Regions from separate parts of the Homo sapiens genome. Here region 1 is linked to region 2. Evidence: chromatin loops called from intact Hi-C (ENCODE). Cell type or tissue: GM12878. All regions are shown on one strand. Links, peaks and the distances in the headings refer to the core of each region. The heading gives the core; the rest is flanking DNA.

Evidence for each region. A loop is a pair of places that touch in the nucleus more often than their neighbours do. Peaks named below come from ENCODE experiments on the same cell type or tissue, not always from the same donor. Only the 100,000 strongest peaks of a DNase experiment are listed, where the experiment ranks them.
Region 1: it touches region 2 in a loop (3.0-fold over the local background); 3 of 110 quality-filtered maps call a loop at or near these places.

The regions. Positions count from the first base shown.
Region 1 is chr13:79,189,414-79,201,297 of GRCh38, forward strand. No RefSeq gene overlaps it. Among named protein-coding and RNA genes, the nearest start is that of RBM26, 210 kb to the right of the region's middle. RefSeq lists a silencer at 1,530-1,639 and enhancers at 4,825-4,914, 5,025-5,244, 5,505-5,624, 8,498-9,129. In GM12878, for the core only: no CTCF peak of the experiment used is centred there; a DNase peak (open chromatin) is centred at 5,088; H3K4me3 peaks cover 504 bases; H3K27ac peaks cover 2,892 bases.
Region 2 is chr13:79,379,038-79,390,921 of GRCh38, forward strand. All of the region lies in intron 1 of RBM26 (RNA binding motif protein 26), which reads right to left. It also overlaps the pseudogene RNA5SP33. Among named protein-coding and RNA genes, the nearest start is that of RBM26, 21 kb to the right of the region's middle. In GM12878, for the core only: no CTCF peak of the experiment used is centred there; a DNase peak (open chromatin) is centred at 6,894; H3K27ac peaks cover 4,279 bases.

The sequences.
Region 1 (11,884 bases), core at 2,825-7,824, 190 kb before region 2:
TATTATCATAGAGCCACCACTTTTGTTTATACAAAATATAAGCATTCCCCCTCTTTAAGTTTCAGGATCCTTTAAGAAGAGATTTTAAAGAACCAATTAAACATGCTATAACTGAAAATGTTTCAAAATGAAATTCTAAGCATTGTCCAAATGAACTACATCCCAAACTTTCACAAAACACAGTAGACTACAAACCATCTCCTCTCTCCTTATATTGGTCTTTGTTTATAAGATTACTAGTATAGAACCTTACACAGAGTAGAAACAACCTCTATACATTGTATAAATATGGGCAAATTAGCCAAACCTCAAGGTTCTAAGGCCTTTGGTTCATTTGTTTCATATAGCCCATGGACCCAAAGTGGTGGGACTGATTTCCACAGAGAAATCTATCACAGGACAGCAACATACATTGTTCTCTTCCATTCTTGAATTTGACAAATGTAAGTAATGTTATAACTGACTCTTTCTAGAATTAACAGTGACATTTTTTGTTTATAAATTAAATTACAGCCAGACACAGTGACTCATGCCTGTAATCCCAGCACTTTGGGAGGCCGAGGTGGGCAGATCTCTTGAGCTTAGAAGTTGAAGACTAGCCTGGACAACATGGTGAAACCCCACCTCTACAAAAGATTTTTTAAAAATAGCTGGGTATGATGGTGTGCATCTGTGGTCCTAGCTACTTAGGAGGCTGAGGTGGGAGGATGGCTTGAACCCAGGAGGTGGAGGTTGCAGTGAGCTGAGATATTGCCACTGCACTCCAGCCTTGGCAACAGAGACAGACCCTGTCTTCAAAAAAATAATAATAAATAAAAACAAATTAATTAAATCACTTTGCCTTTAGTTAACTTACCATAATCCTTTGTTAATCAATATATAAATTCTCATTAGTCTTCTCTATAATTTCCTTACATTTACATTGGTTTCTAAGTTTGGATAACTTTAGAAGGCTATTTGTGAGGGTATTAATTGATATTATTGGAGAGTAGCAGAAGAGACCCTGCTGCTTTAAAATATGAAACACAGGGAAGATCACCTGGTTTGTAAATGATCAATGCTAAGTCATTTGTGAATTTTGGCAAAGGTGGTTTAATTTACTCTAACATTTTACTTATTTAACAAAGTCCTCATGCAGTGCTCACTGTCTGCCAGGCACTGCTCTGTGTGCTTAATCAATATGTACCATCTATGCAGAAGTTACTTTTTAAAAGTATGATGTTGAAACTATCAGTATTCTTTCCTTTGAAAGATGAGTGACAACAACAGCAAAAAACTATATTCAGCCGCTTTGTTGTGTCATGAGCAAAACAGAAAACAAATTAGCATCGATGGCATTGGCTTTCATGTAGATTAGAATACCCTCTCCTGGTATTCTTACGTATTCATAGCATTGTAACAACTGATGGTTTTTAAATTTCTCTACAAATCAATCCAGATTATGAAATCTGATGATCAGAACACCTAATTGTCACCAATCCAAATTTACCTACTGGAAAAAAGTGTTTTTTTCATTATATTTCTATCTTACATTGATTTTCTTTCCTGTTGAGAACCAAATTTCAAGCATTTACAGACTCCAGGTGGTTCACACCTCCTAGAAAGATTTCTCTAGAGAGCCATTTACTTCATTTTTTCAGTTCCTGCAGTGCCAGTAAACCTCGCAGAGGAAATGTTATGTAGAGGGAAGTGAACAACAAGGGAGGTGACTCCCTAAAACAAATGCAATAATAATTCAACACACTCCAGCCACACTGCAATGCAGAAACCAAGTAAACAAGCCATTGCTTTCGCATTCACTGTGCTAAGATGTGAGCATATCTGCATTATACCTGACAGAATCAACCTCTGAACAGCAGAGAGCTCAATGGTGCCAAAGCAGAAGTTGGCAATAGCACCAACAACTCTAGCACTTCTTGTTCCTATCCTCTTCTGTATAGTGCTTCAAGAAATAGGTCCCACCATAAGAAAAACAACAACAACAACTAAAGATGAGACTTCTGCAATCAAAGAGGGATAGAGTTAGGCTTGTCACACTTATGAGGAAGTTCAAAGCCGAAAACACAGGGCAAAACAAAGTTAAAGATAAAAGAACTGAAAGGCAATGCCATCTATGCTGATACTGAATTCCATTTTAGAAAAAGAAGAAATTAAGTGGAGGAACTTGTTGGAAGGGAATGCTCTGCTCTTCTTTATTTCTTATGTTTTCTTCCTATGAAACAAACATGTTAGTGTCACTCCAGCCTCTCCCTGCCCCCTTCCTCACTGCAGTCTGGGGGAAGAGGAGTGGCATGTGTGCTTGCTAAATTTGGAGAAGAATTTGGGAACTTATCTGGCCTATGCCAGTCAAGTGACACCAAAATGTGGGAGTGAGGAGCAAGTCTGTCCAGTTCTAGGTTCAAAATCAACAAGCTCACTAGAGTAATAGACTCTAAGCTCTGTCATCCAATCTGAATTCTATTAGTGGCAATAGGGACATTTTTTATTCCATATTTACTCTTGGCTCTATTTCTCAACTTGCTTGGAACCCACGTGGGAAAGAGAGTAGCCACTCATTAGAGACCACCATGGAAAGCCCTCAAACTTTCACTGTTAAAATAAAATACTCAGGGTGTATCCTTCTTTCTAGAGAGAATCAGATCACTTGTTCAAGCTTCCTATTCTTCCACTTTACCACTACTTTTCCACCAGTGAATCTCTAACCATCCCTTTCCCAAGCTCCTCATACCCTCTTGCTGTCTTTCCTGCCCCATCAAAGCTTGCTTTCATTTGGTTTATTTGTATCTAGATGTAAATGACTAATAACAATTTCTAACATGTTAGCTCATCAGAATTCAGCTTTTCAGATCCCTCAGGATTCTTTAACATTTTAGACTCAGAAGACCTCAAAATACAATGTCCTTATAGAAAATATAGTGGCATCAAGGTAATGGCAAATAACAAATGCACCTGAGAGAAGTTACGGATTGTACCCAGTGTGTCTTTGTGGTGGGATGGAATTTGGGGTCTGTGCATTTCAGAGAATATTTTTACTAAATAAAATAATTGGAGAGAGACTAGGCCAAAAACATAGTATTTTTTTCCAGCTAACTGGTAGTCATTCTTTAAGACTGATTTTTTAAATGTTGTCTTATTGATAAGATCTGACCTCATTTTCCTACATAGGGCAGTTCTTCCTCACCTGTGCTCCTCACAGAAATCACAAGGCTCTTCTCTCCCCTTTTTCTATTACAGTGCCTTGGGATTGTCTGCATATTCATCTGCCCACTAGTTTCTGATCCCCTCAAGAATGCAAGGAGTGTCCGATTGTCTTTGCATATCAGTCTGATAGCCAGAAGTATTCCATAAATTGGGGGGAGAGTTGGATGGAATTGTACCAGATGGTAGGAGTTCAATGAGAAAGAGAATAAAAAGGCTCACCTATTTTGAAAGTATTAATCTTTTCTCGAAAAAACAAGAAATATTAGAGAGGCTCTAGGAGGCAGAAGAAAGAAGATGAACTGAGAAGAAAGGTTACAGAACGCAATAGAAATGGCTTTAGGGGTAGATGAGAACATGACACCCACATTTAGAAGTGTCGAAGAGATTAGAATAGTCAGAAATGTGATATGGGAGAGCAAAATTCCCCCAAAGAGACAGCATGGGGAATGGCTGTGCAATAGCAGTGCTAACAGGGACAAGGACAAGACACGATTAGGACTGCTCTGACCTAGGGGCAAACAACCACTGCCAAGGACCTTAGAAGGTCCATCTTTCACTATCTAGAAAACTGGCTGCAAAAAGATGTTCATTCTCTTAAGCAGTAAAGCCAAGTTCAAAGACCTGTACCCTTAAACTAATAAGTTAAAACCCCAAAAGAAGGATTTTAATAATTATGAAATAATTTGAGGACATAACAAGAACTTCTACTTAAGAAATAGAATCTTTTGATTAATAATAAAAAAAGGCAATATGGAATAAGCATCCAAAAAGTCAAATGTTAATAATATTCAGCCTTGAAAAGGAAGGAAGTTCTGACACATGCTACAACACAAATGAACCTTGAGGACATCCTGCCAATTGAAATTAGCCCATCATGAAAAGACAAATACTGCTCGACTTCACTTATATGAGGTTTCTATGTGTACTCAACTTCATCGAAACAGAATAAGTACAGAGTGCCAGTTTTGCAAGATGAAAAGTTCTGGAGATTGGCTATACAACAACATGAATATAGTTAACAGTACTAAACTGTACACTTAGAAATGACTAAGGTGCTAAATTTCATGTTATGCATTATTTACCACAACAAAAAATAAAAATAAAATGTTTAATTTTTAAACCTTTTTAAATAAACCAATAATGCTACAAATGATTTTCATTCAATTATCTTCAAGACACAAAGGAAAAGATAAAAAAAAAATTTCAACCATAGCCCAAGTTATGTGGGTATATTGGAATTATTTGCTCATCTTAAATTTTCACAGAAGTAACACGGACTTCTCCTTAAAACAAAAAATCAAAATTTCAAACCAACAAACAATATGCTGTCAGTTTATTTCATGGTTACATCTTGAATTTAGCTAAAAAACACAAGGCAAAAATTCTCTGATGCTGTATGTCTTCAATATTTGCCCACCTACCCCGAAACTAGACAGGTTTTGCATTCTTATGCATTTTTCTCAGATTTTGTGCTTAGATTACTTTTTTTCTTGCTTTTCAAAAGTGCCTGAAACCTATTTCCTTATACCTTTGCTGTAATGAGGGGAAAAAAATTGTTTGATTAGAAATATTTAGGGGTGGGCAAAAAAATTTGCATTTCTGCTGACAGCTTCTATACTAAGTTTGGCCCAGTGGGATTAGAAGTCTCTGAGATATTAAACCTCGGAAAGAAGAATTTGTAATGGAAAGGCTGAAAGAACTTAATTATAGCCAGTAGCACCACTCAAATACTTTAAGCATCCTCAAATGTGCTGTGTTATCTTAAGAGAAAAAAAAAGATACAGAAAAGATGGAGGTTATGGATCAGACATAGGCATCACCAAAAAAGCAGTTTCACTTCTGGGTAATTTGGGGCAGCCAGTCTAACCACAGAACATCCGCAGTGCTATTTAAAGAACTAGAGAGATGTCACACTCATTATGACACCTGCAATCATTAAATCTGAAAATGACTTTAGCTAACTTCTCATGAGTGCCTCGCTCAGGACACCTTCCTTGTGTGTATTTAAGATCTAGAGTAGGAAGAGTCAATTGAGTTTCTCTTATCTTAAAGTAAAAGACAAACATCAGAAGGTCTCTGCTTTTATTTGCAAGAAATACAATTCTCCTATAATATATACTAGAGTTGACCCTGGAATAGATTGTTCTGTCATTTTCCTCATTTCTTCCTTTTCCTCACTTATAGCAGAAAAGTCTTACCCATTCCCCCACTCTAAGTGTCCCCTCTGAGCTGAGAAACTTGATGATCTTGTCACAGGTAAACAGGCAAAAGAACATCCCTGCACTTTCCACTGTCCTAGGCATGCGGCTGAATGCAGGGCTCTGCAGAGAGGAACCATCTCCACGCTGTTGTGCCTGTAGTATTGGGGCACCAGGTCCTCCACCTACATGATGAGAATAGTCTTTATAACTAATAATCCTTATATCAGAATAATTAGACAAACCTTATATTCTGAGGGGTACTGTCATTCTCTTAACCTAATTCCTGGAATCCAGTCCCTTATCTGTCTTAATCAAATTTTCTAAAAGTTCCTTCTCACTTCCATTGACTTAATGACTATTGTAGCTTTAGCTTCCTTTTGCATCCAAGACCACAGACTTCCACAAGTCTGCTTGATTTTCTTTTCCAAACACAAGGAGTCATTTTACTCATTGATTGCTATCAACCTATGACTCCTGATAGGCCTTATCATGTTTTAAAACCCTCATCCAAATTCCAATAGCTCTGTTTTCTGGAACCTGAACTGCCCTTCCACCCCCAGCCACCCAAATCTCTCCTATTTCTGATTCCCTGAGAGAATGTTTTCCCTCTCTCATCCATTCCATGAAGCAACACATTCTTTCATGGATTTACTGGAATTCGAGGGAACTGCCATTGCAGGTAAATCTTTCACATTCTTATGATGAATTCAGAACTCCAAAGTAGCAAAAGTAACATGATGAAGTCCAGATTAAAGTATTTTGTTCATCATTCAGATGGATTTTCACAGCCAGCTTGTATGTAATGATTAAAGTTGTAACCAGGAGCAGACTCCAGGCCATTTCTTGCTTTGCCTGGGAAACCTATTTAATGTAACAACTTCAGATCACTCTGTCCCTTGAGGCTTCTCTCCCACACCTATTAAAGAACACCACCAATAGAGATAGCTACCTAGATGACAACTGTAAAAAAGAGGAAATTTTGTCAAAGACAACCCCTATCATGGAGCTAAAATAATCAAGACTCTATCTAATGTCAAGCAACTTCCTTCTTAATATATACTTTTAGCTCCTGTACATATGTATTTATTTTTACTGCAAAATGTGAGATTACCATGTGCCTACCATATTCTAGGCACTGGGGATAACTGTGTACTGCTAGGCAGGAGGCCTGCCCTTAAGGAGCTGACCTTTCCCTGGCTGCTTGATTCTTTTTCTTCTTTATCTTTTTTATTGGCCATATCAGAAGCAGCTGTGAAACCAATTCATGCTTGTCTCTACTCTGCACTAACTTCTTCATTCATTTATTTAGTCTCTTCCTCATATCAGTGCTTCTAGATGAAACATTTTTTCTCTCCTAATATGCTTTTCCAAAATAAATTACTCATTTTGAGGTGCTTTTAGCACTATGAAAGACACTTTAGTGGCCCTCCTTAAAGCTGTCAACATGCACCCACATAGCCAAAGGTATCCTGTTGGAGTTGAACTGTACTATCCACAACCCAATATAACATGAGATAGTTGGGTTTCAAATGGTTTTGTAAGGTTGCCTTTCATTGGCGGGTGGTAATTCATCTTCCAATCAGGCCATCATCAACAAAAACACTTTGTGAGTAGAATACAATAACTCTTCTTTATACACTCCTGAGGTTATCTGAGTAAAATTTCTCATACCAAGCAACATTTCCTCAGTCTTTGAGCTTGCTCACCTTACCCTACTCTTATCTTCCCCAATCTCAGTCAGTGTGATATAGAAATAGAAACTCATTTTAGTACCCTCCTCGAGAGGCTGCTGTGTATGCCACCACTTTGTCTTTCAAACACTGATATGGATTGGCTGTGTCCCCACGCAAATCTCATCTTGAATTGTAGTTCCCATAATCCCCTTGTGCCATGGGAGGGACCTTGTGGGAGGTAATTGAATCATGGGGGTGGTTACCCTCATGCTGCTTTCATGACAGTGAATAAGTCTCACAAGATCTGATGGCTTTATAAAGGAAAATTCCCTGCACAAGCTCTATTGCTTGCCACCATGTAAGACGTGGCATTGCTCCTCATTTGCCTTCTGTCATGATTGTGAGGCCTCCCCAGCCATGTGGAACTGTGAGTCAATTAAACCTCTTTCCTTTATAAATTGCCTAGTCTCGGATATGTCTCTATTAGCAGCATGAGAACTGACTAATACAAACACACACACAACACATAGTGTTACTCAGAGTGCTTCTGTTATGCACATGGCTACTAAAAAGTCAAATTAACATTTAAGGAAATCACTCCCATCTATTGCGTCAAAACTGACTGAGCCAAAGGCAAACCCATGGAAGAATCAGAAATCAGTGTATCCTGAACTAACTTGAAAATCCTTACTCTAGACTGCAAATCAAATTTCCAGCTGATTTTTAGTGATGAACACTGCAGGTACACTTTTTGGGTAGCTTATGGACAATAAAATACCAATACGTAGTTCTCTTCTGGTCCATATAGATCAAAGCAAAGCCATTTACAAAAGATTTTCCTGCTTCATAATCCCCATGAAGTTGAAATTCACCTCTCTCAGACTTAATATTGTTTCTTTCTTCCCACAGTAAAGACCCGCCGCCTGTGAGATGACCCAGGCAGAAGTTCAACACTTTGGTACTTCGTGCCTCAGGCCTTTCACTAAGAAAATTGAGTGTGAGAACTTTATCTCCAAAAGTGTCTGCCTGTTGTGACATCTCTCCTGGGTCTCTGCAACCCTAAATTCTTCATTTCTTTTCAGAATTTAGCTGAAAAGCACTTTTTGCTGCCTGTTTATCTCAATGTCTGTCTCTCACTGCTAGTATTTATTGCTTATCACTGTAAGTCTTCATTGAATGTAATCTGTTTGGGGATACAGTTGGCATGAAAAATGCTTCACCAAATGAAGTTGTAAAGTATTATACATAAATACTTAATTCCTGGATTTATTTATTATCATCATTACTTATTTACCACCATAGGCATCCAGGACACCTTTGAAAGAAATAAATCTGGTGGGTTGCTCTCCCAAATTTTATCAGAATATCTTATAAGATATAAATTAATGTCATTATGTAATAAGTATTAAAATTCCTTATATGGCTAGTACACATTTTAGTTTATGAAAACTTGTACATATCTAATCTTCCCAGCCTTCCAATGGTGAAAATGATTGAGTCTCCAGGTTACAGGTCAAGAAACTGAGACTCAGAAAGTTTGAGTGATATTCCCAAGGTCACGTGAATAACGAATTTCAGAGCTGGGCTCAAACCCAGGTATCCTCCTCCAGGTCCTAAGCCCTTCTCTCTCCCACAGCTGCCTACAGGATCAGCAGGATGAAAGTAAACCCAGCAAGGGCCAAATGAGAAACAAAACAGGATCCATTGTCTCCTTTCTCTGCTTTGTGAAGCCTTCATGACAGGGTACAGTTTGGTATACACTGAATTTACATTTTATATTGGTGAAATTAACATGACTTTGTATTTAATTCAGGGTCATTGAACCCTAAGTTTACATTTGAGGTCCCCATACTGAATTTCTATTTGCAATAGTAGGCAAGCTAGAAAAGGCCACTGTAATTAGCCCTAATTAATACACTAGTTAGTACAATTAATGAGTTCTTTTCTCTATGTGCCCAAGAAATACTGGAGATACCTGAGCTACAATTAGGCCATTTAGTGGAAAGAGTCCTGTGCCAGCAAAGGGAGACACAGATCCATGTGGAGCAAAGAAAGGTGATGTTTGTTCATATGAGTGGAGTCTGTGACCTTTATTACTTTTAGATTATTAGAATGCATTTAAGTAATGGCTATACATGCTTGAAAGTCTGATGGGCCTTGGAAATACATTCAATTACATTTATTCCATCCAATACATCCTTACTCTGCCAATGACAGATACAGAGAAAAAAACTATGCAATAAGAATTTCCATGGCTAAGCAGTTATATACATTTTAGGGGATGTTTTGAAGCATTCTGTTTGGATGGTAAACTCATAGTCTCTTGCAACTTCATTTGTTTGTCTGTTTAGGAGTCTTTAACAGGGAAAATTACCTTTCCATCAGTTTTTTTGAAAGTATTCCAGATTTTACCATCCTTTTCAAGAAAATGTCTACCTCTCATTCAGGTAGTCCTACACTAAATCCAGTCTCATACCCTTGCGCATTCCCTGAAGGGAATAGGAACATGAGCCCCGAATTCCCATGGGAAGTCTGCTGCACAAACCAACAGAGAATTTCAGAATAATGCTGTTCTTGTCACTGGGAGCTCTGCAAATAACCTTTGCTTATATAATACAATTCAATCTAATTGATGTTACAATGAAATTCCGGCTCTGCAAATCTGTCTTATCTTTAAAAGTTGCCCCGTGTTACCCCTTCCTAAAGGAGTGTTTCAGTGCAAACCCCAGAGGCTGTGGACATGCAATTCCTCAAAAGGAATAAATTAACTATTGAATCTTATACTGGCAGTCGATGGAGCATAGTAAGTCCCCAAATAAATATACTGCCTGGAAAATTTGATTCATTTATAATAAAATAGATTAAATTGTCACCTTGAACTGAAAAATAATTACTCTTGAACTAAGTGTAACAGACCAAATGCATCTATTTTGGACAAGAAAAAAAGAGGAAAGGGATAAATAGAAAATGTAATGTCTCAGTTTACATAGAAACCATCTGAAAGAAATTAAAAAGTGGGAAATAAGGAATATAAAACATCATGCATATGGGCAAACAATGTAAGTGTTTTCCATGTTTTCTATTCACATCATTGATTTTAGTTCTATAATCAAAATTAGGAAGCACATGAGTTCAAAACTGAGTACCAGAATAATTAACTTACTTTTGATATCAAGTGGATAAAAATTAAGCTATTATGATGAGCATGTATGATATATTAATCCACAAATCATTAATAAAGTTATTAGTAATTTAATTTACCAAATTTATTTCTATCCCCAAAGGAATGGATTATAATAATAATTGGGATTTGTGACAGTTTACAACAAAGGTTATTTAGACAAGCTTAATAAAATGGAAAATAGAAATTCAAAATTATAGGCAGCCAGCCAACAAGTTAAGCTAACTGTGAAGATGATAACATTATTACAAATAATTAACAAATTTGGCTCTCAGCATCCATTGAACAAGGACAGAAAGGAAACATTTCTGTCATTTCACTTTCATTTCATTCTGTCATTTCATTTAAATTATCTCATAGAGGAAACATCAATTTTCTTTGAGGTTGCAATGTATTTCTGGGCACTAAATCTTTAAATAATGTTCTCAAGTAGAACCTTATCAAGAGTACTCCGAGTAAAGCAAAGGACAAAAAGTCTTCAATAACAGTATTGCTATCATTGGTGGTGGTGGTGGTGGTGCTTTTCACTTTGTTTCTTTTAGTCATAAATCTCAAAACCCATTGCCATTCCATAAATGTAAAATGTATTACACATAAATAAGGCAACATAACCATGCATTAGATTTCTGGTGGACTACCTTGCTCTAAGAGTAGGAAAAACATGTTTCTGAGACTACTTTCTTTAATTGCATATCATGTCTCTTCCATCAGGTTAAACGTAGAATCCAGAAAGATCATTATTGGCACTTATAGTATCCAAAAGGGTCTGGAGTGCTAAGATGCCATGTTGGCTACTGAAAACTACAAGAAGTAACCTTTAGAAATCTTACTAAAATTGCATCTATTATAAACCAGGCATCATTTGGGGCTACCCTGTCCCTCAAAGAGTTGTCAAGCTGGCTCCCCTGATTTCACTTCTATGTGAGTCCAGAATCCTCCATACATTTTTGGCATATTTCTGACCTGTCTGCTTTTCCATTCCTAATGAGATCTGCCATCTCAGTTTGACCCTGCACTATTTCCCATGAGAAAGCCAATGACCCTCATGAATACTGTGAGTTTAGTAAGTCAGCTCAGCTTGACAGTTACAGAAAGAGAGGTCGTTGTTCCCCACACAGCATTCTCCAGCCCACAGGCCTGCCTCCTGCTCCTCCACCTCTGAGAGAACCAAGACCCTTAAAAAATGTCCATGCCCACCATGGCCTACATCCACTGCATCTGGGAAATGTCCACGCCCACCATGGCCTGTCCACTGCTTCTTGGAAATGTCCACACACACCATGGTCTACATCCACTGCTTCTGGGAGATGTCCACGCCCACATGGCCTATGTCCACTGCTTCTGGGAGATGTCCACGCCCACCATGGCCTACGTTCACTGTTTCTGGGATATGGAGCAGCCCTACACTTTCACTCTGGAATTCAGCGGAATAACACGTCTGCTGTCTCACTACAACTTCTCACCCTGAAGAATTGGTGAGAAGAGCCATATTTATTTATGGCTGAGGCTTCTCCCCTAGGCCCAACCCCACAAGTGGTCTTACTTCTTTCCGGGAAAAACAATAATGGTTTCCGGAGCTTCTCCTCTCTTAAACCCAGAAGACCTCATCACTCTTCCTACTTCTATCC
Region 2 (11,884 bases), core at 4,489-9,488:
GACCTTGAAGAAATTTAAGTTCTCTTTATACTAACACTCCTTAATGCTATGTGTAGCCATTTTATTTCTTAAAAACATACCCATCAGTATATTAGTTTAAACAGCAAAAAAAGAAAGTCTAGAAATGGATCCAAATGTACTAGGAATTCAGATTTTATAAAAGTGGCATCCAAACCAACTAAGAAGAGATAAATTATGCAATAAACAGTATTGAGGCCAGGCACAGTGAATCAGTCCTGTAATGACAGCACCTTGGGAGACCTAGGCGGGCAGATCGCTTGAGCCCAGGAGTTCAAGACCAGTCTGGGCAAAATGGCGAAACCCAGTCTCTACCAAAAAAAAAAAAAAAAAAAAAAAAAATTAGGCATGGTAGTGTGTGCCTGTAGTCCCAGCTACTCGGGAGGCTGAGGGAGAAGAATCATCTGAGCCCAGAAGTTCAAAGCTGCAGTGATTTGGGATCACGTCACTGCATTCCAGTCTGGGTGACAAAGTAAGAACCCTATCTCAAAAAAAAAAGAAAATGTATTGAGACAACTTGGCAGTTGCCTTTTACAAAATAAACTTGGAAACATGTCAGAGGAAAACACAATTTATTTAACCCTGGAGTAAGGAAGACACAAAATCCATATTATCAAAAAAGTAATGTGATTATAAAAAACAGAACAAAAAAAAAAACTCAGAATGAAGAGTCAACCAATGAAAAACAAGCTCAGTTTATCTCATCACAAAAAGGCTAATTCCCCTAACCCACAGTGTTTTTACCGAGACTAACATTATAAGAGAAAAAAAGACAAAGGATATGAATAGATGCTAAAACATAAAATAAATAAAAATGACTCTTAAATGAGTAAAAATTCAACCTCACCCATAAGAGAAATACAAATTTAAGTTACACTGAAATATTTTTCAGTTATCAGGTTGGCAAAATCCAATAAATATGAAAATGTATTCTGGTGGCAAGACTAATGAAAACGCAATTCTAAACATGAGCTGGTGTGAGTAAACTGGTAGCTGATAGAATACTCTGGTAGTATCAAGGTCACAAATGCAATTTACATCTACGAATTTATTCTACACATATACTCACGTGTTCAAAATGACATGTGTACAAGTTATTCATTGTCATATTGATTGTAAAATCAAAAATGTGCACATGTCCATTTAGAGAGAACTGGAAAAATAAACTGTATTAAAATCCACACAAAAGAATGACATGTAGCAAAAAGATAAAAAGACAGGTAATGAAGTTTTCAACCCCTAAAGAAATCTTCATATCAATTCATTAAATTTAAAATGCAAGACAAAGAAAAGGTTTGTATAGTATTTGCCATTTGTGTTGGGGGAGAAGAGAGAAATCTGGTTTATATATATGTGGAAGGATAAATAAACTACGGCTATCTGGACAGGATGATAGTATGAACTAAGTAAAGGAGGGACAGGGTAAGAAGGGAAAGTTTTTAAAAAAAAAAAACCACATAATAATTGTATGTATTCATAGAGTACAATGTGATATTTTGATACCTGTATGCAATGTGTAATGAACAACCAGGGTAATTAGCCTATCTATCACCTAAAACATTTATTTCTTTGTGTTGGGAACATTCAAAATCTTCTCTTCTAGCTATCTGAAAATATATAATAAATTAACTGTAGTTACCCTACAGTGTTAAACAACACTAGAACTTACTCATCCAATCCAGCGTAATTTTGTATCTGTTAACCAACCTCTCCCTATCTCCCTACCACCCTTCCCAGCATTTGGTAACCACTATTCTACTTTCTACTTATATGAGACCAACTTATTTAGCTCCCATATATGAGTGGTAACATACAGCATTAATCTTTCTGTGCCTGGTTTATTTCAATTAACAATGTCAGGACGGGAAATTTTTGATGTCTGAACTATTTTCATCCAATTCAAAAGAATGATATAATTGTTTATAACTAAGCTAAAATTATTAAGATTTTACAAGTTAGAGTAACTAACAATAAAATAATAGCAGTAGTTAATTACTAACACTTACTCAACAATTACTAACACTTACTCAACACCTAGTTTGTGCCATGAACTGCACTTCTAATTTTACATACTATATTGGGCTCTCACTTTACTGATAAAGAAACTGAGGTTCAGAGAAAAGCTAAGTAGACTTCCCAAGACTACACAGCAAGGAAATGAATCAAGATTTAAAACTAAATCTCATACTCCAAAGTCCACATTCTTAACCACCACACTAGACTGCCTCTTACAACGAGGTGCCAGAAACCTGACTTCCAATTTACTTTTTAAACACCTAGAGTTACAGTCACTCCCTATCAACCAAATCAACCAGACATCAACCAAACTAGACATCAAGCTAAACATATTTCAATTTACTGGAAATCATTATGATACATAATAATATTATTATGTTTTATTGCAACTGCTGTATATAAATTCAGTCTACACTGAGTCTAAATGCTGTAATTTAATATTGGTTTGATTGTTGTGGTGAATTTTTAACTTATTAGTGGTTTTTCCAGTAACTTACCTGTCATTTTTCAATTCTCTCAACGAAATACCAAATCTATTTCATTTTTGCACCATTATTTTTTAAATAGGACATTTTAAAACTGAATTAAAATGTTAGCAGCTAAAAATCTAGAGGAAGGCTTTCATGATTTTTATAATTATTATGGTCTATAAACCACAGTTGGATAAAACAGCAAGACAGAATTAAAGAAGAATCTCTGCTCAACATCTTCTGTAGAAGCAATCTGAACTGAATAAAAAACGATTAGCCACAACAAATATACTACCATATACAGTTCTAAATCCTTGAAATAATTTGAAAGGCAGATGACTTTTTAACATTTGTTAAAAGTTCAAATTATATAGAAGCAGGGGTTATAATTTCACATTTAATGGCAAAACAACTGAATTTGCATTTGGGAAACAATTTTTCTTAAGTCCTACAAGAAGTTCCATTTTTACTTCAATATTTTTGAAAACAAAAAGCTGAGTAAAAAATATGGACCACAGAAATTTAATAATATACTGAAATGTTATGTATCAGGAACAGAAAGGCAAAACCTATGTTCTCTTTTCTATTTGTCTTAAATGTTATATTATCTGAACTTCTAGTGATGATGTTATGCAAAGTCAATTAAATAAACATTCAAATTAACTAATTAAAAAAACTATATTCATATAGCAAATTATTTTTAAAAATTATCTCCATGGCTAGCAAGATTGTTCGAGGTACTTTACCAGTTGCCACTGCTGATAAAAGGTTTGTAATTTGAATGATCTATATCTTGTCAGAGCTAGACTTTTCTTTACCCCTGCTATATACTGCTAGCATCCTGAAAATGTGTGAAAGAAAAAGCAGACCTGAAATTGCCTTATAGATCGGGGAAAAAAAGAATCAAGTTTTGAAAAGTATTTCTTAGCTCCCACAAACAACAAAATCTGCCAATAAAGTATGATTATGATCACCAAGTGCTCCAACTGCAATTACTCTTCTGTGTGTGTGTTGGGGCTGGTGAGGGAGCAGAATACAAACAAAAGCAAAAACTACAAAATAAGGCATGAGATCTAACTCAACAATAGCATTTGTAGAAGGCAAATAGAAGGTGAAAACTTAAGCACTTTAGTAAACGGTTAAGTTAAAGGAAATGAAAGTGTGAAATGGCTGGGGGGGAAACATAAATTATAAACATGCAATAAAACAGAAAACTGAGAACTAGACAGGAAAGAGTGCTGCTCTCCTATGCAGTAGAGTGTTAGTGCTTTCAGTTCTAGGTTCCACCTTTATAAATGCATAAACAAACTCAAACAGATTCTTAGAAAATGACCAAGATGGTAAATGGATATCATTATTAGATGGTTTTCTAGGGATTCTCAGCCTAGAGAACTGAAATGTCAGAGAGAACTTGGTAAGTCTTCAAATAATTGAAAAGTTATCACAAGGAAAAAGGATTACATTTGTCCAATATATCCTCCAAGGAATGTAACTAAAGCCAGTAAGCAGAAGCAGCCAAACAGGTTTTGGCTTAAAATAGAGATAGGCTTTTTTTTTTTAAAATAATCAGAGGCCTCCCAAAGGCAGAATAAACTGCCTGAGGGTTCTCCTTCATTAGAATGGTTTCAAGCATAGGCTGAACAGCTCTTGGCAAATAAGCACTGGACTGGATAGTAAATCCCACACAAGTATCAATGAGTAAAATCATTAGGTTTAAATCTGTTCATAAGATACTGTGCAAATATATGAAATATAAAATAACACATTAGTCTGTTCAATTACTGATCTACATATATTAGTAATAGAAAAGCATTTTTTAAAAATTACACTGTAGATAAAATACACACTACAAAAGATCTGAAACATATTAATAGTTACTAAGAGAGAGAATATACATACAAATATATGTCTCACTAGATCAATGGCTCATTTCTGTCAGGGAATCTTTCATCTTCATATAAAGTTTGATGAATAAAATAAGAAAATAAGTATGTTGGGTTTAGTGATTATCGTCCAAATATCGCATTCATTATTCAAGAAAATTTTAAAAGCACCTACTCTGTCACTGTTCTAGATCCTGAAAATACAACTTTTAGAAACATCACTGTTGCCACGGAATTTACATTGGGGGGTGGGGGGAACCAATATGCATATTACACAAACATACGTTTATAGTATGTATTGTCATGTAGACACGTGCTCTGAGGAAAAATCCAGGTTGAAAAGATAAAGTGTAAAGGAGGAGAAAGGAAGAAAGGTAAGGAGAAAGAAAACAGAAAAGATAAAACAAGTATTATTTAAGATCATCAAGGAAGGACTCTGTTGAAGGGACATTTAAACAGGGATCTGAATTTAGATAGGAATGGAAATGGAATGCAAATATGCTTTATGGCTATCCGGAAAAGAAAAAATTTTAAAAAGCCCAGGCCAAGGGAACCCATCAGAAAGAGCCTAAGGCCTACTTGACCTTCTTGACACATATGAGGGACAGGAGTCCAGTGAAATGGAGCAAAGTGAGCATTCACGAACACTGGGGTTTCCAATTTTAATTCTCCAAGGATTTCAAATTAACTGCTTCAGTGAGCTTTGGCAAATTAAATTTCCAAATCACTATGAAGTCATTCACATCAATGATTTTAAAGGCATAAAAATAAAACTTTGTCAATTCCTGAATATACTGTGTTAAGGATACAGCTAATAAAGTTTTTTTTTTTTTTTTCTTTTCATTTCATTTTTTTAGAGACAAAGTCTTGCTGTTACCCAGGCTGGAGGGCGGTGGTGCAATCATGGTTCATTGAAACCTTGAACTCCTGCCAAGAGATCCTCCCACCGCTGCCTCCCCAGTAGCTAGGACTACAGGTGCACACAACTACACCTGGCTAATTTTTGTTTGGGTGTACAAATAGGGTCTTGCTCTGTTGACCAGGCTGGTTTCGAACTCCTGGCCTCAAGTGATCCTTCTTCCTCGGCCTCCCAAAGTGTTGGGATTTACAGGTGAGAGCAATAGTGCCCAGCTGGCATCTTTGTTTTTAAAAACAGTTCAGTTGGAGACTTCCAGCTTCATGCATACCCTTTAAAAGCATAGAAGTGACCATCTAAGAAGGTCATTCTCTTCCAACTATATCTGGGGTGGAGAGGGAAGTACACACACTAAAGTTACAGAAGCCAAATTAATACAGAAAATCAAATGTTATAATAAAATATCTTTAAAAACTAAATATTCTTAACAAGAAACAAATCACCTCTGGAAATAAAGGTTGTACTAATCCCCCAACACACCCATAGTGTGTTTTAGTTTTTCAGATTTTCAAAACAGTAATGAGACCGTAAAGAAAGCTATAATACTCCAATACAATATTTCAAAAAGTTTGTTTTGCACGAGTTTCTTGGAGACTTTAGAAATTCAGTAGAATATAACTCACGGAATTTAACCCAAGCTTCCATGTTCAGTAATCTTGAAAAGAAGCTGGAGGTGGTAGTGGGAATTAAAAATTAAATTTAAATATGTTAACTGAGTAACTTTAGAACACGGATATGCACCCACGTCTGTTCTTTCCAAATTTTCATTTTATATTCAGGAAAAATATCTAATTTGCATCAAAGTCATGATTTTATATTCTGTACTTAGAATTACTCTTTTAAAAATCCAAATTTCATTGCAGCAAGCATAATACATACATTGAAAATTTTAATTGTAGTTTATTACATGCTTCACTTAATTCAAACAAGAAAGCAAAAATAGATTACTTATATACAGTAATTAGTTACAGCAAAGACTACTCATTAAGAGTTATTATACACCCAGTTCATTCTACAAAATAAAATCAAAATATAAGCATATCTAAATATGATCCATCCTTGAGCATCACACAATCTATTAATACTTCTTCATCACTGCAAAATGTATCACAATACATGTAATTATAACACTGAAAACTATTGGCCAGTTCTTTTATTCCCCCACATCATTCCAAGAAATAGCATGATTCCATCTTACTTTTAGAACAGTGGTTCTCAAACTTTTTGGTATCAGGAGCCCTCTATGCTTTAAAAATAGGAACCACTCCAAACAGCTTTTTATTTAAAAGAGTTATATCAATATTTATCAAGAATTAAAATTGAGAAAAAATTTAGTTTAGTTTGATATAATAAATCCATTAAAACTAGCATAAAAACTCTCTATATTTGTTTGAGTAATCAGAAGAAGAATTTATGTGCAAACAAACAGGAAGCCCATATGTGGGGCTGGCTTTTTTTCTGAATCCAGGAGTTCAAATCATATCACCAGGACTCTCTATTCTGCATTTTTCACTTTCAGAAATGCTCTCTATGTGTGGCAAAAATGATGGCCCCCAAGCAGTTCCCAGCTTACATTATTCTAACAGCTAGTGAAACCAGAAAAAGGAGGCTACTCTTCTCTCCCCCAGCATCCGTACTGGCCTCTGAAAATGACTCATCTTCCCCATTTAGGTCATATCCCCACTGCAGGTCAGGGATAGGCAGAGCTCTATGATAAATAGCCTCACCTGAAATTAAATACCATATTTTTAAAATTAAAAAAAAAAACACAAAAACTATTTTTCCAAAATAAAATACAAATTTTCTGAGAAGAGTGACCAAGTTTTACACTTTTTGCAAATACCTTTGTTTGGCTTAATAGAAGACAGGCCGATTCTTACATCTGTTTTTACATTCAGTCTGTTATGACATGTTATACTGGTTGAAGTACATGAAGAAAACCTGACCTGACACAGATACATAGTTGGAAAAACAAGGACCTCATAGACACCATGAAAGGCTCTCAGGAAATTCCAGGAATCCTGATATCACACTTGAGAACCATAGCTTTAGAAGTTACATAACTTCTAAATTAAATAAAAAAAAAAAAAGAAGTGCCCATTAAGTGTCAAAGACCCAATAGTCAGATAACAAAACCAAAGTAAAAGTTTGTACTGTTCAGTGCAAACAGCAGCAGCCCAAATGACAAATTAAGCCCAGATAGTTGTGGTTATAATTATGGTTATACATCAAGCCACAGAACTCTCTCTTTAAAAAAAAAAAAAAAAAAAAGGTGTATCTGCAATATGGTAACCCATGACTAACCTTCATATTTAGGGTTTTTTTTTTTTTAATTCCTATTCATAGTTGAGGAAGAATTGAGTTATCTGAGAAAAGACTGGTTCTAGAGGCCACCCCCACTCCATTACTCACATTCTGTCTAGTTAACAACAGATCTCAGGTAACCCATCCCTCTGGTTACTAAAATGAGAGAGCAGAGGCTAGTGAACATTTTCTTTTAAAACCAAAAAGGCAAAATTATCCAAAAGAAATAGCACTAAAACTAGAAATACAAAAAACCTAGTTCTATCATCCTGTTGGATAAATTTGGCTGAGTCGATTAAGCCTTTAACCTTTTTCTCATATTTCTTTAAAAGGTCTGGCTAATGCTGTGTGGTTATATATGTTAGAGATTCACTTCTAAGTCTTTCTCTAACATTGCTACCAAAATTTTCTGATACGGTTACCACAGTCATGCCAAAATTTATCTTTAAAAATGAGAAATTATTATGGACACTTTTCCGGTCATGAATCTTAAGACTAAGCAAACTAAGCTTCAGTTTTTTCATCTAACAGCTGACTTGCCAAACTAGAAATAATTACAAATAAATATAATTACAAATAAGACACACTTTATTAACCTGCCAAGCACCCTAACAATCGTTAAGGGATTACTAAATAATGAACTATGATAAAAAAAAATGCCTATAATCACCCCTAAAAATATACTTTAGTTAAATTCTGGTTGCTATATTTTAAGTCCTATATTACCTTTCAAACCTACTTTGTCCCAAGCCAAATTGTTAGCCTTTCCATGAAGCAGTCTGGTATTGAAGAAAAGCACTGAACTGTACTCCAAAAAACAATTTTCAGATTTCCAGTCTGGTGTTATTTCTGCTTTATTCACTAGTTATATAATCCTGCGTTAGCATTTTATTTCTCTAGGCTTTAGTTTACTCATTTAAAAAAAAAAAAAAGGCACTGAACCATACGATCTGAAAAAGTGGGTCATTTTTGTGAAAAAATATTTGGCTTTCACCACCTTGCGCTCTTTCTCCCTTCCCATTCCAGTAACTTTTAGTTAACTGAATTTCAAAATAATTTAGTACATAGCATTAGAATCTTCAAGAGAATTTTTTTTCTTTATGTCTTTCTAAAGAGTCACAGAATCCCATTTCCTCAGCACTCATGACCAAATTTTGAGCCCTTAGAAGGCATAAATAAATTCTACTTAATAGAAACATTTTGTGTATTTCTCCTAAATTGCCAGACCTATATAATTTCTGTACATTGTTTCTACCACTGTTACATAGCAACTACTGGTATGTTTGACTGTTTCTCCCATTGGTATTACAGATAACTATGCCTGCCTTTTCCCTAGAACAAATCACAATGTATTGAGAAGGAGCTTCTAATTACCAACATTATAGCAATCTAAATTCAGGCATTTCACAACTCACTCTTAAACTAGACTAAGAAATAGCTAACTAGTCTTCCTTTGTCTTCAAAACGTTTTATCTAATCAAACCTCTACATGCCATAAACTGGAATGCAGTGGCGATCTCAGCTGACTGCAACCTCCGCCTCCCGGGTTCAAGCAATTCTCCTGCCTCAGCCTCCCCAGTAGCTGGGATTACAGGCATGTACCACCACGTCTGGCTAATTTTTGTATTTTAAGTAGAGATGGGGTTTCACCATGGTGGCCAGGCTGGTCTCGAACTTCTGACCTCAGGTGATCCACCCACTTGGGCCTCCCAAAGTGCTGGGACTATAGGCGTGAGCCACCTCGCCCAGCAAGCAACATTCTTAAAAAGAGACTGGATCAAGTAACTCCTGTTTTAACCTTCCCCACATCTCATAATATAGCTCCAAAATTGTCCAATCACTTCAGTATAGCAATAAAACTTTCTCTACATCTGAAACCCACAGAGGCTAGGTGGATTCAAGAGCCTTTTCCTAATCACAATGTATACTCACGATTCCTCCAAACTTCATGTATTCTCACAGAACTTAACTGTTCCTCCAATTTGGCTGTTTAATGTCATCACAGGCATCCAAACTTAACATGATTCAATTTAGGTAAGTGCATTAACAACTTTAGAGACTGGTAACTGCAAGTTTATAAAGCAGTTTTCAAAAATAAGTTCTACCTATTTCAGTCTGCTTGCTACTATAAAAAATTAAACTTTTTAAAAAGGTAAGATAAGCACTTGAGATCATTAAAGAAAGTAATAGTAACAAATAAGAAACGTCACAATGACAATTTCTTACAAAATATGTCCAAAAAAGATCACAAGTTACAGGCCTCAAAGTACCTGTTATTGCATTTATAACTATTACAAGGAGCAACAAATAAACGACCGGCTGAAGTATATATTAATGCTATGTGGAATCTATAATCATTCAAACACTTTTCATTTATAAGTGACTTCATTTAAGATTTTATAAATTTTTTTATCAACTTTTAAATTGCCTGTAAAATGGAAAATAAATAATTGCAGAATGTATGGAGCAGAGATATACAGAACTCAAAAGTAGGCTAGAATTTACACTGACACACTATCTCCCGTAACTTCTTTTAAAATGGCTCTTTGAAACAAAAAACAAAATGAGGAACTACTTATAATGCAATACATAACATCATAAAACAAGTTCCTCTGAAGTACTAGATTTAAACCAAGAAAGTATACTTAATACTAAGAAAGCCTCCAACAGCAGCATTAGCTGACTTCTAGAAAATAACTTCTACTAATGAGAATAAAGCAAACATACACATAGAGGAAGATGTTCATTGCAGAGTTATTTAAAAAGTCAAAAACAGTGTACTAGTTGCGTTGTTAAAGAAAAAAAGAAACGGGAAAAAAAATAGTTATTTGGAAAGCCAAAGAAAAAAGCAAACAACCTAAATGACAAATAAGAACAGAATGGTTACATAAACTATAGTCTCTCATCCATGTACTAACCAAGCCTAATCCTGCTTGCCTTCCAAGTTAGATGAGATCAGGGGTGTTCAGAGTGGTATGGCCGTAGATGATTTGGTCATGCAAAAACACTGGATTTCAGCCATTGTAACGGCATAAAAACTACATATTAACAGTAAAAGTTCAAGGATGGGAAACGTAAAGAGGATTTTGCTTTTCAAGTCAAAGTCTTTTGGTAAGTTTTCCTTGACTACATACAGGAAGTACTTAAATAATTCAAGAAAATAAGCTTTTTTCCCCTAAAAAGTAATAATTACATCATAAATAAAGCACTATTTAAACAAAGTGCAATACACTCACATAATGGAATTCTATGGAACCACTGGAAAGAATAGGAATCTACCTAACAGTATACTTTTATGGGATGATGTGCAGTGTTACTGGAAATACTAGTTGTAGTAGCAACATATAAATGATTCTATCTATGAAAAAAAGTCATGTATATTCATCAATAGGTGGCACATGCATATTTTTACAGATATATGTTTACAAGTTTATATATGAGAATCAGAAAGGAATAAGAAGACTGATTTTTGGTTTCTATTTCTACACTGTTTAAATTTTTATTAGAACCATCATGTACTATTTTTAATTAGTAAGACTTAAGAAATTGTGTCAAATTAACAATAATGAGAGCATTATTATTGTTAACTACTGTATATACCATGATTCTGACAACAGAATACTACTCAGCAATACAAAGAAGCAAACTACAGATATATGCAATAATATGGATAAATCTCAGGCACATTAAAGCCTTGCTCAAAATAATACTCTGATTCCACTGACAGAAAAGTTCTACAACAGGTAATACTAATATATAGTGTAAAAAAGGCAGAACACTGCTTTCTTCTAGAGGTAGGTGGGGGCATGGGAAAAGAAATGAGTAAATTTTCCAGGGCAAGGGTAATGTTATCTTAACAGGTGACTGGGTTACAAAAATGTATACACTTGTAAAAACTATAAAATGGTACACTTAAGATCTGTGCACTTGATTGTATCTGTATTCTAAAATTAAAATAAAACTAAAGTACTGAAGTAAAGCATGGTATGCATGCTTTAGGGGTAAGTGCACTGACATCTGCGATTTACTCTGAAATGAACCAAAGGATAATAGTGACAAGCACACTAAAATGTTAATGGTAGAATCTCAATGACGGGTATGTCACTGTAAAATTCTTTCAACTTTTCTGTATATTCAAAATTTTCAAAATAAAGTTGTAGGGCAAGGGCAGTCAAGGAAAACCAGGCAGGAAAATTCTAAAAATGAACATTATTGACAGAGGACTAGCCTTTCATCACCAAAAATAAGAGAATAGTGTAAAAGATATAGATCAATAT